Regions from separate parts of the Homo sapiens genome. Here region 1 is linked to region 2. Evidence: read pairs that join two places in POLR2A ChIA-PET (ENCODE). Cell type or tissue: HepG2. All regions are shown on one strand.

Region 1 (8,000 bases), 97 kb after region 2:
CTGTTCTCAGGCCTCAGTTCTGGAGCAGGGTAACTGGTGCACATCTCCTGCCTTGCTTACCAGAGTTCCTGGAGGGGGATGCAAGGCTGCTACAGGGAGGGCTGTGGCAGCTGCTCTTCTGTCCCTGGCACAGGGCTTTGCTCAGTGTGGGCAGTTCAATTCCCTGAACTGAATTTTTTTTTTTTTTTTCAAAATTCACACTGGGTGCTTTGGGGCTGTTTTCCCTCTTGCGTGGGGATTGACTCAATTGTGAGACTGTAGCCCTCATTGTGAAGAAGTAGAGAAGCTTCTTTATCCTGCTGTTTTGATACAAGTTGTTACTACAGACTTCTTACATTGTAACTTAAAAAATGCAATCAGTGTAAATTTGTAACACATCAGCATTCTTTTAAATGTTGATTTCGGTGAACTTTTGTTTTTTTTTTTGTGATTTGTAGACTCATTCTCCAAGGTTAATTCCTCCACAGCCCCAGGCTCCCCCTCCACCGCCACCGCCGCCTCAGCAGCAGCCGATCAGAAGCCTGTTCCAGCCGCAGCCGCTGCAGCCGCTGCTTCCGGTGCAGCACCCGCACCACCCATCCCCGCCTCAGGGAATGCACATGCCTCCCCAGCTAGAGACCCCAAGGATGATGATGACCCCGCCACCCGTGACTCCACAGCAGCCCAAGAACATACACATCAACCCGCACTTCAAAGGGACGGTGGTCACGCCTGTTCAAGGTCTGTGTTTCCTTTTACTATTGTAAAGCATAGATGGCCCCAGCTTCCAATGGTTTGACTTAGGATTTTTCCACTGACGCGTTTTTGACTTCATGAGTGTGTGAAAGCAGTATGCGTTCAGAAGAAATCATCGTTCGAATGTTGAGATTTGATCTCTCCTGGGGTAGCAACATGCATCCCAAAACTCCCTCGAAGCTGGGCAGGGGGAGCTGCGGTTCCCAGCCCCGATGATTTTGCCAACTGTGCAATGATGTGAGTGTTCTGAGCTGAAGGTAGGTGAGGCTAAGCTATGATGTTTCATTGGTTGGGCATATTAAATGCATTTTGACTAAGGGTCTTTTCCACTAACGATAGCCTTATTGGGATGTAACCCCATCCTATGTTGAGGAGCATCTGTTATGTTATAGATTACTGTGCATCTGAAGGCATTTATTAGTTTATTGCACTGAAGCCGTCTCTGCGGCAAAATAGTTTTCACATTCAAATTTGTAAGATTGAGTTTTCCTTGGCTCTTCCCCATTCATTTAGATTTTAGTTTGATGGGTCAAGTATATTTCTTTAAAAATGTGTATCTCTTATTGTATAATTGAGTGGAAAGTGCTGAGAGTACAGTCTGAATGCAAAGAATACACTAGAGACCGCTATTGGAATGCCTGAACTGTGACACTTTGTAAGTCTCCCGGTGAGGATGTTTGCAGTGGTGAGTGTCCCTCTTTGGTTCCAGGCAGCATGCCCCCCTTCAATTCCAGTGTCAGCTGGTGGAGAGGGGACACACCATCTTTTAGTTGTTGTAATCAAATAAATACAGATCTGATTATTACTGAAACATGTTCCTTAAGCTAGGAAACGGTTTTTGAGCAGTTTATACGAAGCTTTAACTTCATGTACCTGTGAACACACACATTTATTGAGCTACTACTCTATTTTTGGCATTTGAGTTATATTGACGAACAAACCAGACAAAGCTTTCTTCAACCATGATATTACTTTCTATCAGACAGTCTTATTATTGTTTATTAGCAGTAAACATAAGTATTTTATGTGGCATGTTAGAAGATGAAAATGCAGTGAGAAATTGAGCAGGATGCGGGGAAGGGATGGGTTGTATCTTAAATGGGGTGATCAGGGTGAACTTCACTGAGCAGGAAAGAGTTGAGGGATATCTGTAAGTTAGCAATGTGGCTGTTCAGGGAAGAAGATTGCAGGCAGAGTGATCAGCAAGTATAAGGGGGCTTCCTCCAGGAGAGACCCTGCCTTGTGTGTTTGAGTAGCCAAAAGGAGACCAGCGTGACTTTTGTGGAGTGATCAAAGCAGAGAAGAAATGCAGAACCTGGGTACCGTGGGGCCGTGGGGCCATCCAGCCATTCTCAGGACTTTGGCAGGGAGTGAAATGGGCAGGGATTAGAGGGGTTTGAGCAGAGGAATGACGTGACCTTGTGTATGTTTTAGAAGATTCCTCTTGCTGCCGTGTTGAGAGGAGACTGTCGGGTGGCAAGGGTGGAAGCTGGTGTCTAGCTAGGAGGTGACAGATGATCCTGGTGCAAACCAGTGTGGTAGCAGGGAGAGTGCAGAGAGCTCAGAGCTGGATGAAGTAGGAAGATGGGGCCGATGGGATTTGCTGATGGATTGGATGAGTGTGAGAGGGAGAGAGGAGGTAAGAGTGATGCCCAGGTGACCAGAGCATTTAGAGGGCTGGTCTGGTTGCCATCACCTGAGGTGGGGAGATCAAAAGTTCTGTTTTGGGTGCATTAAATTTGAGATGCCAACTAGCCATGTGAGTGGAGGGGTCTAGTAGGCAGTTGGATGAGAATTCAGTATAGGGGTTTGGGCTCAAAGTACAGGTCAGGAGGTTGTTGGTGAATAGGTGGATTTAGACCCTGCCCTCAAATGAGAGCCCTGGAGGAGGGAGTCTGTGTGTGGGGAGACCAAGGACTGGGACCTAGGGCACTTGACACAGGAGGGGGAGGGGCAGGAGGAGAACCCGTCAGGGAGGCCAAGGACTGGGACCCCGGCACTCGACGTGGGAATGGGGGCAGGAGGAGAGCCTGGCAAAGGAGCCGAGAGGGAGGAAGGAGGATGACGGTCGATGGGGAAGGAAGCAGGTGGCCACGGGCTGGCAGGGCTGCTGCCAATGGGTCAGTGGGTGTGGCCTGCACTTGGGGCGGGGCTGGTGAGGAGGAGGCACAGGCCTGGCTGAGATGGGGCACGGACTTGAGGCCACTGTATTGACAGACTTTGACTGTGTTTTGCTAAAACAGAAGTTGGATGATAATTGATGGGAGCCAAGTGGGCTTGAGAGAAAGTTTTTTATTCTAAGTTTTTTATTCATTGCACTTACAGAAAAGAGCTAGTTAAGAAGGAAAAACATCATTGATGCAGATGAGAGGAAAAACTTGTCTTGTCCAGGACCACGTGCCAGAGGTGGGCTTGCTGAGGGGGAGGAGCAGGGAGTCCTCCACAGCTGGGGCAGATGGATGGGCAGGTGGAGGAGTCTTGTGTCAGTTCTTCCTTGGTGGCCTCAGTTTCCTCGGTGGGTAGCAGGGAGCTAGAGTGGGGAGGTAGGAGGGCGTGTTGAAGGTCTGAGGAGAGGCGCTTTGGAGCATCCGTTCGTGCTTTCGAAGAGTGGATGTGCGCAGGGATGGATGGGGCTGCTGAGCCCTTGAGGGGTGTGGATTTGAGGTGAGGGCAGTCAGCATGGTTGTGTGTCTCTGTCCAGCTGCGCTCATCTGCGCACACTAGGTGTGGAATAGGCAGGCAGTTGGGTTTATGAGGGTCATAGTTTTCACAAAGTAGTAAAGGGAAGGCAGTGCTGATAACGATGGGCTGTGGATCATAAGGTAGATGCCAGGGAGGAGAAGACACCAGGGAGGAGGCTGAGATGGTGAAAAGGAGATCATTGGAGATCTTTGTAGAGTTGAACGATTGTTTGAATCAGGATCCTAGAGGGAGTGAGATGGAAGGGTGGAATGGTCACCAGGACTGGAGGCAGAGGTGGCACGGATCTGAGGCAGGGCACGGCAAGGGCCGTCTTTGTGTTTATTCAGACTGGAGCTGAACTCCCTGAGAAATGAGAGGGCCAGTGTGGTGCTGGGGCATGTCAGCTGGTGGCATGAGATGAAAGCTGGGTCTGGAAGCAGCAGTTAGATCAAGAAGGAGCCCTTCTACCTCCAGACCTTTGGCAAGAAGCTGTGGGAGAACAGCTGCCACTCAGAGGGGCCATTAGAGCGAGAAGGTGAAGGAACTCAAGGGTGTGGTGGATGCTGCTGATGGGTGGGGAATTTGGGATTCCTAAGGGTGTGGGAGAGAAGTTTCAGAAGTGGAGAGTAGCCTAAGGTAGTAGTTCAAGTGCAGGGGATTGGCCAGTGGCCTAGATCCTGGGACCCTCCCATACGTGGGTGAGAAGTATTATGAAGTTGTCCTGTGGCCATGGAGCAGGGGACTGTGATGGTGACGGGCTGGCCCAGAGTGTAAGGGAGGGGGGCGCCTCTTGACAGTGTCTGCGGGTCACCACCAGGCCACTGGGCATGGCAGAGAAGCATAAGGTTTTAAAGTACAATTAACTCCTAACCCCTCCTGACCCCATCGCATGTCCCTGTGTTCCCCCAAAGTTTTTCCCACCCTGGTTAGCATCGCTCATCCACACATCCTCTTAGGTGGCCCTGAGCGTCGCTGATTGGTGTGGTGCCTACGTCTCCTGCAGTAGCCGTTGAATGAATGGAGACATGAACACACGCATACTTGAATGGGGAAGGGTGGCTTTCTTTCAAGTAATCCTTTGCATCTTCCCCATAGTGGTTGTCCTGAACTTGGAACTGCTGTCAGTCTAATTTGTTGGAATAATTTTGCTTATGCTAGCATCTGTTATTCTTGTGCATTTCCTTGTAAAATGCCGTGGAAAGCTGGCAGCTGGTAATACGTACAGATTTTCTTTAGCTTCACTAAAATAGTCTTAGAAATATAGGGTGGTAAAGCTGTCAGGAAGCCCCAAGATATCCTCTATGTATGAAAATGGTGTCCCCTGCAAAAGTCAACAGCCTGGCAAGTGTAGAATGCAGGCCTTGCACCCCAAAGCGCACGTGTGATTTAGCAACTACTCCAAGGTCAGCTTTCTGACAAAAGTTTTTAAACTCAGAACCAGCTAGCTTTTTCTCACCATGAAACTAGGAGCTTTAGTGCCGCATGTCCCTTATCTGTCATTTACCTTTGACCTTCAGAGGTACACTGACACAGGAGAGAAGGACAAAGTGTTCTTGCTAGGTAGATAGGCAACACTTTCGAAGCAGTTGTTTATTCTCTAATAGATGAATGAGCTTAAATAGAAATGCACAGTTCCTCTTGAGAGAGACTGAATATCAAGATGTCTCCTGTAGGTAAAAGATACACAGATTAAACCTTTGATTCTCAGAGCCTTACACAGATGAAAGGTGCTTTTTAAAAAAGCTAGCAATATATATACATCTTCTTCTGATGGCACAGACTTTCTGAGGATGAAGAGTGTTCCGTTATAATTTATTTAAAAACAATTTTGATGGAAATTTAACTTGTTTCCAGGTTTTTAGTATTATAATTATAATGAATTGAAAACAGTCCATTAAATACATGGGACAAGTTATAAATATTAAACTTCAAATATTCAAGTTGAAGCTTCAGCTAGACTGGTCTCTAACATCACACCTGTTAAATTCTTCGCTGCAGTAGTCGGGCAGCCAGGGCCTGGCAGGGAGAGCCCGCAGACACATGCCTGGGTATTCCCACTGAGGTGGCATCTCTTGGGTGGGCCAGGTGTCTGCACTGTTCCCATGGGGACTGGACTGTCCGCACGCAGCAACCCTTTTTGTCAGCTGTTTTTCCTTTTCTGCTGTTTTTTTTTTTTTTTTAAATAGGGAAAAGGCTGGTACTTTGTGCAAATTACCAGCTCATCAGAGGCTTCTGTGTAAGAAATCCATTTATTATAATCAGATTGCTTTCTAGAAATCCCACCTCACCTTCTTGCTCTCATTCTCCTGGTTAAAGAGGCTTAATGTTTTATCCTTTTATCGTGTTGGAATGTTTTGGTAGATATTGGCATTTAAATTCCAAGTTTCTAAGTGGTACCTATGATCGAGTTAGTGAAGATCTGGGTGTCTTATATTTGTTAACTTGATTATAAAAATCACGTCTTTACATTTAATATGTAGTGTTTTTCTTTGTCACCTTCATTATAATCTTCTGAGGTCAGAGATATTCTTGTTTTTTTCTTTCTCCACTTTCTCCAGTCTAGTGTTTCACTTTAGATATGGAATTGATGTAACATCAGCTGTGTAGAATTGAGGGGAGAGTTGGATTCTATTTTATATAAAGTCTTGCAAACTGACCCACTCTAATTTTGAAATTTGGACTCATTAGATTAGTCTGTCAAGGAAGGGATGAACTTCTGCCATTTTTACATTTTATAAAAGTAAGTTTTGTTTCAGTCACACTTTGCATTTGATCAAGCAGTGACACAGGCCATGTATGCTATCACTTGAAATTGAAGTGTGGGAAGTGCGATGTCAATTATAAGGCTTAATGTATGGAATTCCTTGAGTAATCATAGTAAAAAAAAAGTTTATCATAGCACCCTGTTTTTATAGTGATTCTGATGGACTTTTAAGAGGTATCACCTGTATTTCACATTTAGCAGAAACTTCTTAAATTAAAAAATATGCTTCGTTGTCAATTCCACCTGATGTGTACGAGTTTGCTGGGGCTGCTGTAACAAGCACCGCAAATAGGGTGAGTTAAACAACAGAAACTTATTTTCTCGCAGTTCCGGAGGCTGGAAGTCCAAGTTCGAGGTGTGGGCAGGGCAGCTTCCTTCTGAGGCCTCTCTCCTTGCCTTGTCGTTGGCCACCTTCTCCTTGTGTCCTCACGTGGTCCTCCCTCTGTGTGTACTGTCTATGTCTAAATTTCCCTTTCTTAGAAGGACACCAGGGTTGGGTTAGGGCCTAGACCTCATTTGACCTCAATTACCTCTTTTAAAGACCTAATCAGTGGAATCCAGTTACATTCTGAGGTACGGGGGGTTGGGGCTTCAACGTATACATTTGGGGTTGGGTGTGGGGGCGGGGGGAGGGAGTTGCAAACAGTTCAGCCCCACAGTACCTGACAATCTGAGAGCTTCCTAGGTGTATCTGCCAGCACATTTTGCTGTAAGACGTAGCTGCACTTAGATTGTGAGTTTCTTTGAAAATCAAGATCAGTATAGTGCATAATGAGTTTCAAAGAGCTTAAACACATCTGATTTAGCCTCAAGGTGTGAAACTTACATCTAGCTTCTTCTCTATTATGAGATACCTTTTTAAAAATGATTTGATTCCTTGTTCTGGTGGATTGATGGAAATCCTGCTTGTTTATAAACTAAAGTAAACTAAAAGCCTTGGCATAGGGGATTGTTTAGTGGAAAATTTTTAACAGTTTGTGAGCATTTTCTCCAATTCCTGGGATGTGCTGTTTTCCTTTCTCTGCCTGCCTCACTTCCCTTCCTCCCTTCTCTCTTTCATGATTCATGAGGATTGAGATTTAAATGTGTATATGAGTGGCATAGGAAAATATAACTGGGATTTGATAACCTGGATTATCTGTATAGGGATAGGAGAAACAAACTAGGTTTTTTATTTTAGAGGAATACTATCTTCTTTTGTTGCAAAATATTTTAATTCCAAATAATAGTCAACTATTGAGATTTAAACTTCTGCTTGCACTGCTGTGTACCGAAAAGGAAACTTCTGCTTTCCCCTTTTCTGTTATGGAATTGTTAAAAATACTAAATGCTTAGCTTAAGCGTAAGCACAATGTATTATATGTCTGGTACGCATAGTATATATTTTATATTAAACTTCATATGTTGTCTTACAGGGGTTTGAGTGTTGAGTAAAGTGTGTCTCTAACACAAGGGGTTTTTCTTGCAGTGCCCTTGCTACCAGTTCCGAGCCAGCCGAGACCTGCCGTGGGACCCCAGAGATTCCCAGTGAGTAGCAGCTGCTCCTTCTCCTTTGATAGGGATGAGCATACATTTACTAAGAAATATTAATATAGCAAGTGCAAGAGGTTCCAGCCAAATATAATTTTAAGGATTTGCAAATATTGACAATAATCTCTGCAATAGAAAATGTTTGTTAAAAGCTTAAGGTCAGTGGATTTTTGAGAGTAGAATTAATTTTGTTTAACTGTAAAATTGTTGAATCAGGATCATCAGTGGAATGCCGTTCGTCTTAAAGAATATGAATATTGATTTTATTATTGCCTTATGTTAGTGAGAA
Region 2 (8,000 bases):
TGAATTCACTATGAACCACCATCCAGCGCCTCCCCATGATGTCACCACTGTGCAGAATGTCTGTCATGCTTGTACACACCTTTATACTTTGGCTTTATGTGAAAGGTTACTTTATATATTTCTAACCTGTTGTTTGATACTTTGTTTCTGAGCTCTTTCCATGTTGGTGTGCAAAGCTCTCGCTCATTATTTTGTGATTTTATCACAATCTGTTTAACCAGGCTTTTAAAAAAATCAGGATTTAGATATTGTCTTTTATGTTTTTATTTGTTTGGGTTCTTTGCTTGTATTTTCTCCTATCAACAACACCGCAAGGGCCTCTGTTTCACATCTTCTCCTGTGTATGCAAGAAAGTCTTTAGGGGCTGTAACTCGTAGTGAAATTGCTGGGTAGAAGAGAATGTTCCAGTTCAACTGCATTAGGTATTGCCAAGTTACTCTTCAAAATGATTGCTCTAGTGCAGCAGTCCCCAAACTTTTTAGCACCAGGGATCAGTTTTGTGGAAGACAATTCTTCCATGTATGGGGCATTGGAGGGATGGTTTTGAGATGAAACTGTTCCACCTCAGATCACGAGGCATTAGATTATCATAAGGAGCACACAACCTAGATCCCTTGCATGTACAGTTTGCAATAGGGTTCTCACTCCTATGACAATCTAATGCTGCCGCGATCTGACAGGAGGCGGAGCTCGGGTGGTTATGCTGCCTTGCCCGCCGCTCACCTCCTGCTGTGTGGACTGGTTCCTCACCAGAGGTTGGGAGCCTGTGGTCTAGGGTATGCTTCTACCAGCATACATGCTCTCACTGGCACTCATTATTGTCCAGCTTTTACGTTTCTACCAACCTGATGGGTGTGAAGTGGTATTTCTGTGTTTTAATGTGTGTACTCTGATGGATGTGAAGTGGTATTTCTGTGTTTTAATTTGTGTTCCCTGATGGGTGTGAAGTGGTATTTCTGTGTTTTAACGTGTGTACCCTGATGGGTGTGAAGTGGTATTTCTGTGTTTTAATTTGTGTACCCTGATGGGTGTGAAGTGGTATTTCTGTGTTTTAATTTGTGTACCCTGATGGGTGTGAAGTGGTATTTCTGTGTTTTAAGGTGTGTACCCTGATGGGTGTGAGGTGGTATTTCTGCCTTTTAACGTGTGTACCCTGATGGGTGTGAGGTGGTATTTCTGTGTTTTAAGGCGTGTACCCTCATGGGTGTGAGGTGGTATTTCTGTGTTTTAATGTGTGTACCCTGATGGGTGTGAGGTGGTATTTCTGCATTTTAACGTGTGTACCCTGATGGGTGTCAGGTGGTATTTCTGTGTTTTAAGGCGTGTGCCCCGATGGGTGTGAAGTGGTATTTCTGTGTTTTAAGGCGTGTACCCTGATGGGTGTGAAGTGGTATTTCTGCATTTTAACGTGTGTACCCTGATGGGTGTGAGGTGGTATTTCTGCATTTTAACGTGTGTACCCTGATGGGTGTGAAGTGGTATTTCTGTGTTTTAAGGTGTGTACCCTGATGGGTGTGAGGTGGTATTTCTGTGTTTTAAGGCATGTACCCTGATGGGTGTGAAGTGGTATTTCTGTGTTTTAAGGCGTGTACCCTGATGGGTGTGAGGTGGTATTTCTGCATTTTAACGTGTGTACCCTGATGGGTGTGAAGTGGTATTTCTGTGTTTTAAGGTGTGTACCCTGATGGGTGTGAGGTGGTATTTCTGTGTTTTAAGGTGTGTACCCTGATGGGTGTGAAGTGGTATTTCTGTGTTTTAAGGCGTGTACCCTGATGGGTGTGAGGTGGTATTTCTGTGTTTTAATTTGTGTACCCTGATGGGTGTGAAGTGGTATTTCTGTGTTTTAAGGCATGTACCCTGATGGGTGTGAAGTGGTATTTCTGTGTTTTAAGGCGTGTACCCTGATGGGTGTGAGGTGGTATTTCTGTGTTGTAATGTGTGTACCCTGATGGGTGTGAGGTGGTATTTCTGTGTTTTAATTTGTGTACCCTGATGGGTGTGAAGTGGTATTTCTGTGTTTTAAGGCGTGTACCCTGATGGGTGTGAAGTGGTATTTCTGTGTTTTAAGGCGTGTACCCTGATGGGTGTGAGGTGGTATTTCTGTGTTGTAACATGTGTACCCTGATGGGTGTGAGGTGGTATTTCTGTGTTTTAACGTGTGTACCCTGATGGGTGTGAGGTGGTATTTCTGCATTTTAACGTGTGTACCCTGATGGGTGTGAAGTGGTATTTCTGTGTTTTAAGGCGTGTACCCTGATGGGTGTGAAGTGGTATTTCTGTGTTTTAAGGCGTGTACCCTGATGGGTGTGAGGCGGTATTTCTGTGTTGTAATGTGTGTACCCTGATGGGTGTGAGGTGGTATTTCTGTGTTGTGACATGTGTACCCTGATGGGTGTGAGGTGGTATTTCTGTGTTTTAACGTGTGTACCCTGATGGGTGTGAGGTGGTATTTCTGCATTTTAACGTGTGTACCCTGATGGGTGTCAGGTGGTATTTCTGCATTTTAACATGTGTACCCTGATGGGTGTGAGGTGGTATTTCTGTGTTTTAAGGCGTGTACCCTGATGGGTGTGAAGTGGTATTTCTGTGTTTTAAGGCGTGTACCCTGATGGGTGTGAAGTGGTATTTCTGTGTTTTAAGGCATGTACCCTGATGGGTGTGAGGTGGTATTTCTGTGTTGTAACGTGTGTACCCTGATGGGTGTGAGGTGGTATTTCTGTGTTGTAACATGTGTACCCTGATGGGTGTGAAGTGGTATTTCTGTGTTTTAATGTGTGTACCCCGATGGGTGTGAAGTGGTATTTCTGTGTTTTAAGGCGTGTACCCTGATGGGTGTGAGGTGGTATTTCTGCATTTTAACGTGTGTACCCTGATGGGTGTGAGGTGGTATTTCTGCATTTTAACGTGTGTACCCTGATGGGTGTGAGGTGGTATTTCTGTGTTTTAAGGCGTGTACCCCGATGGGTGTGAAGTGGTATTTCTGTGTTTTAAGGTGTGTACCCTGATGGGTGTGAGGTGGTATTTCTGTGTTTTAAGGTGTGTACCCTGATGGGTGTGAAGTGGTATTTCTGTGTTTTAATTTGTGTACCCTGATGGGTGTGAAGTGGTATTTCTGTGTTTTAATTTGTGTACCCTGATGGGTGTGAAGTGGTATTTCTGTGTTGTAACATGTGTACCCTGATGGGTGTGAGGTGGTATTTCTGTGTTTTAATGTGTGTAACCTGATGGGTGTGAGGTGGTATTTCTGTGTTGTAATGTGTGTACCCTGATGGGTGTGAGGTGGTATTTCTGTGTTGTAATATGTGTACCCTGATGGGTGTGAGGTGGTATTTCTGTGTTGTAATGTGTGTACCCTGATGGGTGTGAGGTGGTATTTCTGTGTTGTAATGTGTGTACCCTGATGGGTGTGAGGTGGTATTTCTGTGTTGTAATGTGTGTACCCTGATGGGTGTGAGGTGGTATTTCTGTGTTTTGTGTACCCTGATGGGTGTGAGGTGGTATTTCTGTGTTTTAATGTGTGTACCACTTATACCAAGTGAGGTTTAGCAGCTTCCCATGTAGTTTCCCATGTTGCCATTAAGCATTTGAGTTTTCTCATCTGTAATTTGTATATTCATATTCTTTGCCAATTTTTCTATTGCACTATTTGGGGTTTTAAAAATTCATTAGTGGCTGGGCGTGGTGGCTCACGCCTGTAATCCCAGCACTTTGGGAGGCCAAGGCAGGTGGATCACAAGGCCAGGAGTTCGAGACCAGTCTGGCCAACATAGTGAAACCCCATCTCTGTTAAAAATATGAAAAATTAGCCCGGTGTGGTGGCAGTCACCTGTAATCCCAGCTACTCAGGAGGCTGAGGCAGGAGAATCGCGTGAACCCAGGAGGTGGAGTTCGCAGTGAGCCGAGATCGCGCCATTGCACTCCAGCCTGGGTAACAATAGTGAAACTCCATCTCAAAAAAAAAAAAAGATTCATTAGTAATAGATATCTGATTTGAACATTACGTATTGTACACATGTATCAAAGTATCACATAGACCCCAAGAACATATATAATTATGACATATCAATTAAAAAATATGTATATACATTTTCTGGGTACTAATTATTTGTTAGTCATATGTGTTGCAAATATCTTTTCCCAGTTTACAACTTGCTTTTTTGTATTTAGGTGATATCTTTAGATACAGAGCGGTTTCAGATTTTACTGAGTTCAAATTTATCTATCTCTGCCTTTATGTTGTTTTATGTTATCTTTTTAAAAAAATCCTTCCTTATCTACCAAATTAATGTGACTATACTACTAGGCAGATGTTCATCAGAACATTGATATGTTCTCAGTACCAGTGTAGGTCAAGGTGAGATTTACTCCTGGCTTTCCCAACATACTAGCATTGATTATCTGTCTCATCACTTTGTCTAAAATGTTAACACACTTTTTCTAGCAGCAAAACATTTTTGTAAGTGGATTTAAGTTCAAACAAGATATCTGATATAGAAATGATTTCTTTTTACAGAAGATGATGCTGATGGCCAGATCTTGGAACTGCTCTGGCAAAGAGCTCAATACTGAGGGCTTGGAAATTAGCAACGGCTTTGCTGTGTGCATTTTGATATGGATCACGCTATGGTCCTTGGCCGTCTACGCTGCCCTTGGCCGTCTACGCGGCTATCTTCAGAGTGCTTCCCTCTCTTCTGCCACTCCTGTCGCTGGCTGTTTTTATGTTCACTGCCCCATCATCTCTTTAGCCAATTAAAATCTCCGTCTGGGCAAAGGTAGCTTACACTGCTCTCTCCACTCCCTGTGCTCTGCGGGGAGTGCTACGTGGTAGCTGGGAAGTGAGAAACAAACACTAGGCAAATGCCTTTTGGACGGGACTGTTCAGACTTTGTACTGCTGGCTAATATTTATCTACTGCTCGGAAGCCAGCAGTCCACCTTCCTTTCATTTCCTGCTGGTGAAAATTCCATCTTCTGGGTTGCACAATAAGTTAACCTGATTTTGAAGTCGCAAGGAGTTTTTTGGACCCTAGTCTCTCCTTTCTTGCTCTTCCTTCCCTTCTTCTGAGCCTGGGATCCCCTGGGGAAAGGACATGTGTGGCCGCTGGCTCCTCTCAGGCCACATTCTCCCCCGATCTCACTGCTTAAAAGGCTGGGGACACCCCCCAGCTGCAGCAGACAGTGTCTTGAGCAGGGCCTCCAGCTTGGGCTAAATGCCCGCCCCATGGCCAGTCTCTGAAGACAAGGCAGGGAGAGCAGGCAGGTGATGAGATTCCATCATGTGCTCAGTTGCTTGAGTCATGCCATGCCTGGCCAGCCACAGGGGGCAGGGGTCAGCAGCCCAGCAGTTCCCACTGGCTACATGTGGGGCTGTGAGGGCAGGGGAGGGAGCAGCTCCCCCAAAGAAGGAGAGTGGTTTTCCTCTACTAGATGGACAGAACAATAAATGTTCACCACCCAGGAAATCAGTCCTGGCTCAGACCCTTCTAGGTGGTGTGACCCCAGCCAAGTCCTTTATTCTCAAATGACCCCCAGTTGCCTTACACTTTATAAGGTGGCCTTCCAATTTTGTTTTGTGTTTTAAGAAACAGTATCTTGCTCTGTTGCCCAGCCTAGAGTGCAGTCGTGTGATCATGGCTCAGTATAGCCTCAAACTTCTGGGCTCAAGGAATCCTCCTGCCTCAGCATCTGGATTACCTGGGCTACAGGCCAGCCTAATTCTGAAATCCTGTCATTCTGGCCAGGCACAGTGGTGCATGCTTATGATCTCAGCACTTTGGGAGGCTGAGGTGGAAGGATTGCTTGATCCCAGGAGTTGGAGACCAGCCTGGGTAACACAGTGCAACCTTGTCTGTACAAAAAATTTAAAAATCAGCTGAGTATGGTGGCACATGCCTGTAGTCCCAGCTACTCAGGAGGCTGAGGTGGGAGTATTGCTTGAGCCCAGGAGTTCAAGGCTGCGACGAGCTATGATTGTGTCACTGCACTCCAGCCTGGGCAACAAAGCGAGATCTTGTCTCAACAGAAACAACTGTATAGTACGCTAATTGTGGAGTGGGGATGTCGCTGTGTGCCTTAGGAAGTGTTAATCTCTCCACTTTAAGCTCCAGGCATGTTAGGTGACCACCATGAGGTCGCTTCACATCATAAAAAGCACCCAGGAAATGCTGAGGACACTCATGGAGGCATGGCTTCATGAGGTTTGTCATTAGCCAAAATGAAAAATTAGTTTACTTTTTAAATTATAATAAAAATGGCCAGATTTATTTATTCAACCGTTAATATTTGAGGAATTAAACTCATGGTTATTAGAATGGCAGCACCAGCTTTTGTACATGTCCCTCGCTGGGAGGGGAATTTAACTTCTTTCAATAAGAACAGGTTTTAATAACTCGATCCTGCAGATTCGCTCCATGACTGGGCTGCTCTAACATCAGCTGCCGAGGGCTGTTGGTTGATGCTCAACTGAGACTCCCTGTAGTGGGGAACACTCTTGTATTCACTTTTGTGCCCCGACTGCCCAGCCCCAGGCCTGGAATATCTCAACGTGTGTTTGCTAGGTGAACATCCAATGTTAACGAGAAGCAAATACACTCACCCCCTGGAAGGCAGCCCAAAGGCAGAAGGGACACAGGCTAGTAACTGGTGGTGAGTTGGCATAGGGGGAGCATGGATGTAAGAATAATGAATGTTCAGGCAGTACACACAATTTGGACTCAGAAAAATAAAACAATGTTAGAAAGAAAAAGATGGAAGTTTGAATGTTAGAAGCAAAGGTGTAATATGGACAAATGGTAAAAGATGAGTTATATTCAAAAGCAGATAGATTTAACTTAGAAAGACATTTAACATTCCCATGTTCAGAAGCAATATTTTATTTGCTTTTACACAATCTCAATGCTATTATTAACATTGTGCAGTAATTTTATACAGCTCTCTGCAGCACGCAAAACACTTCTACTGAAGTTATCTCATGTGTGGGCGGCATGAGGCATGAAGAAGGTGTCTGAGATGGGTTTCCTCCACCATCCTCAGTACCACCCTAGGATGTTTTATCTCCCTGCTTTCCATTTGTAAAACAACAAAGGAAGAATGTGAGACACTTGCGGGAGCAGGTAGCTCCCCAAGAGTAAGCCCTGTCTCTAGAGTAAGACTTTAAATATGCTTCTGGAGCATGACCGAAAACAGTATCTCACCAGAATAACACAAATAATGTGTGTGTCACATGACAAGTCATCATTAGCAAAGGGAAAACATTCTTGTTTCATAAGCCAGCATGGTGCATATTTGTACTTAAATGGGACCCTCTTTGAGGAGCAGCTCAGATCCTAAAAGTGAGAATCCGCATGACCATTTCTCTATGGTTTCCATTACTAAACGCATTATTTAATCGACATCTTTAGATCGAAAATCACTCAATTTGTATGATGTATTTTACTCTTACTATGCATTAGGATGGCATCCTCTTAATGACTTTATAAAGTGTTGTTAATAATGAAAAAAGATAGGCTAAGGAAAAAGCACCATAAAAAGAGAATTCGTTATGACTGAAATTAATAACAGAGAAGTAAAAATTGGGACAAAGGATGACTCTGACATTTCTTTCTTGGTAAGTGATAGTAACAGATCCCTCAAAAGGGTTGCACTGCAGACGCCTACGTGTGCAGAGGAATGTGACTGTGAAAACGGCTTGTGAGGCTTCAGGCCAAAGTAGAGAGAGATGCACAGGTGCACTCTGAGAAAAGAAAGGTTTGTCTTCTTGTTTTGAGGTCCTAGGAGAGGCACAGGGCCTGTGGCCCAGATACAGTGCCACACGCAGGTCTCGGGACTGGGTCAGAACAAATGGCTCAGGACCATTCACTCTTTTGTGACTCAGACTAGCAATTAGCCTCTCTGCATCCTCCTGGCCTTCTCACTTGTGAGGTGAGGCCAATTGCCCCCTATCCTATAGATGTTGTGTGTGAATAAATGAGGATTTGTCAACAAAATAAGATGAATGAGCTC

Evidence for each region. Peaks named below come from ENCODE experiments on the same cell type or tissue, not always from the same donor. Only the 100,000 strongest peaks of a DNase experiment are listed, where the experiment ranks them.
Region 1: POLR2A ChIA-PET joins it to region 2 with 7 read pairs; 3 of 35 experiments call an interaction of 5 or more read pairs at or near these places.

The regions. Positions count from the first base shown.
Region 1 is chr7:155,710,736-155,718,735 of GRCh38, forward strand. It overlaps RBM33 (RNA binding motif protein 33), which reads left to right. Exons shown (of 18, transcript NM_053043.3): 8 at 468-720; 9 at 7,650-7,708. Among named protein-coding and RNA genes, the nearest start is that of RBM33, 70 kb to the left of the region's middle. In HepG2, no CTCF peak of the experiment used is centred here; no DNase peak of the experiment used is centred here.
Region 2 is chr7:155,614,110-155,622,109 of GRCh38, forward strand. No RefSeq gene overlaps it. Among named protein-coding and RNA genes, the nearest start is that of RBM33-DT, 26 kb to the right of the region's middle. In HepG2, no CTCF peak of the experiment used is centred here; DNase peaks (open chromatin) are centred at 4,842, 5,282 and 6,022; H3K4me3 peaks cover 643 bases.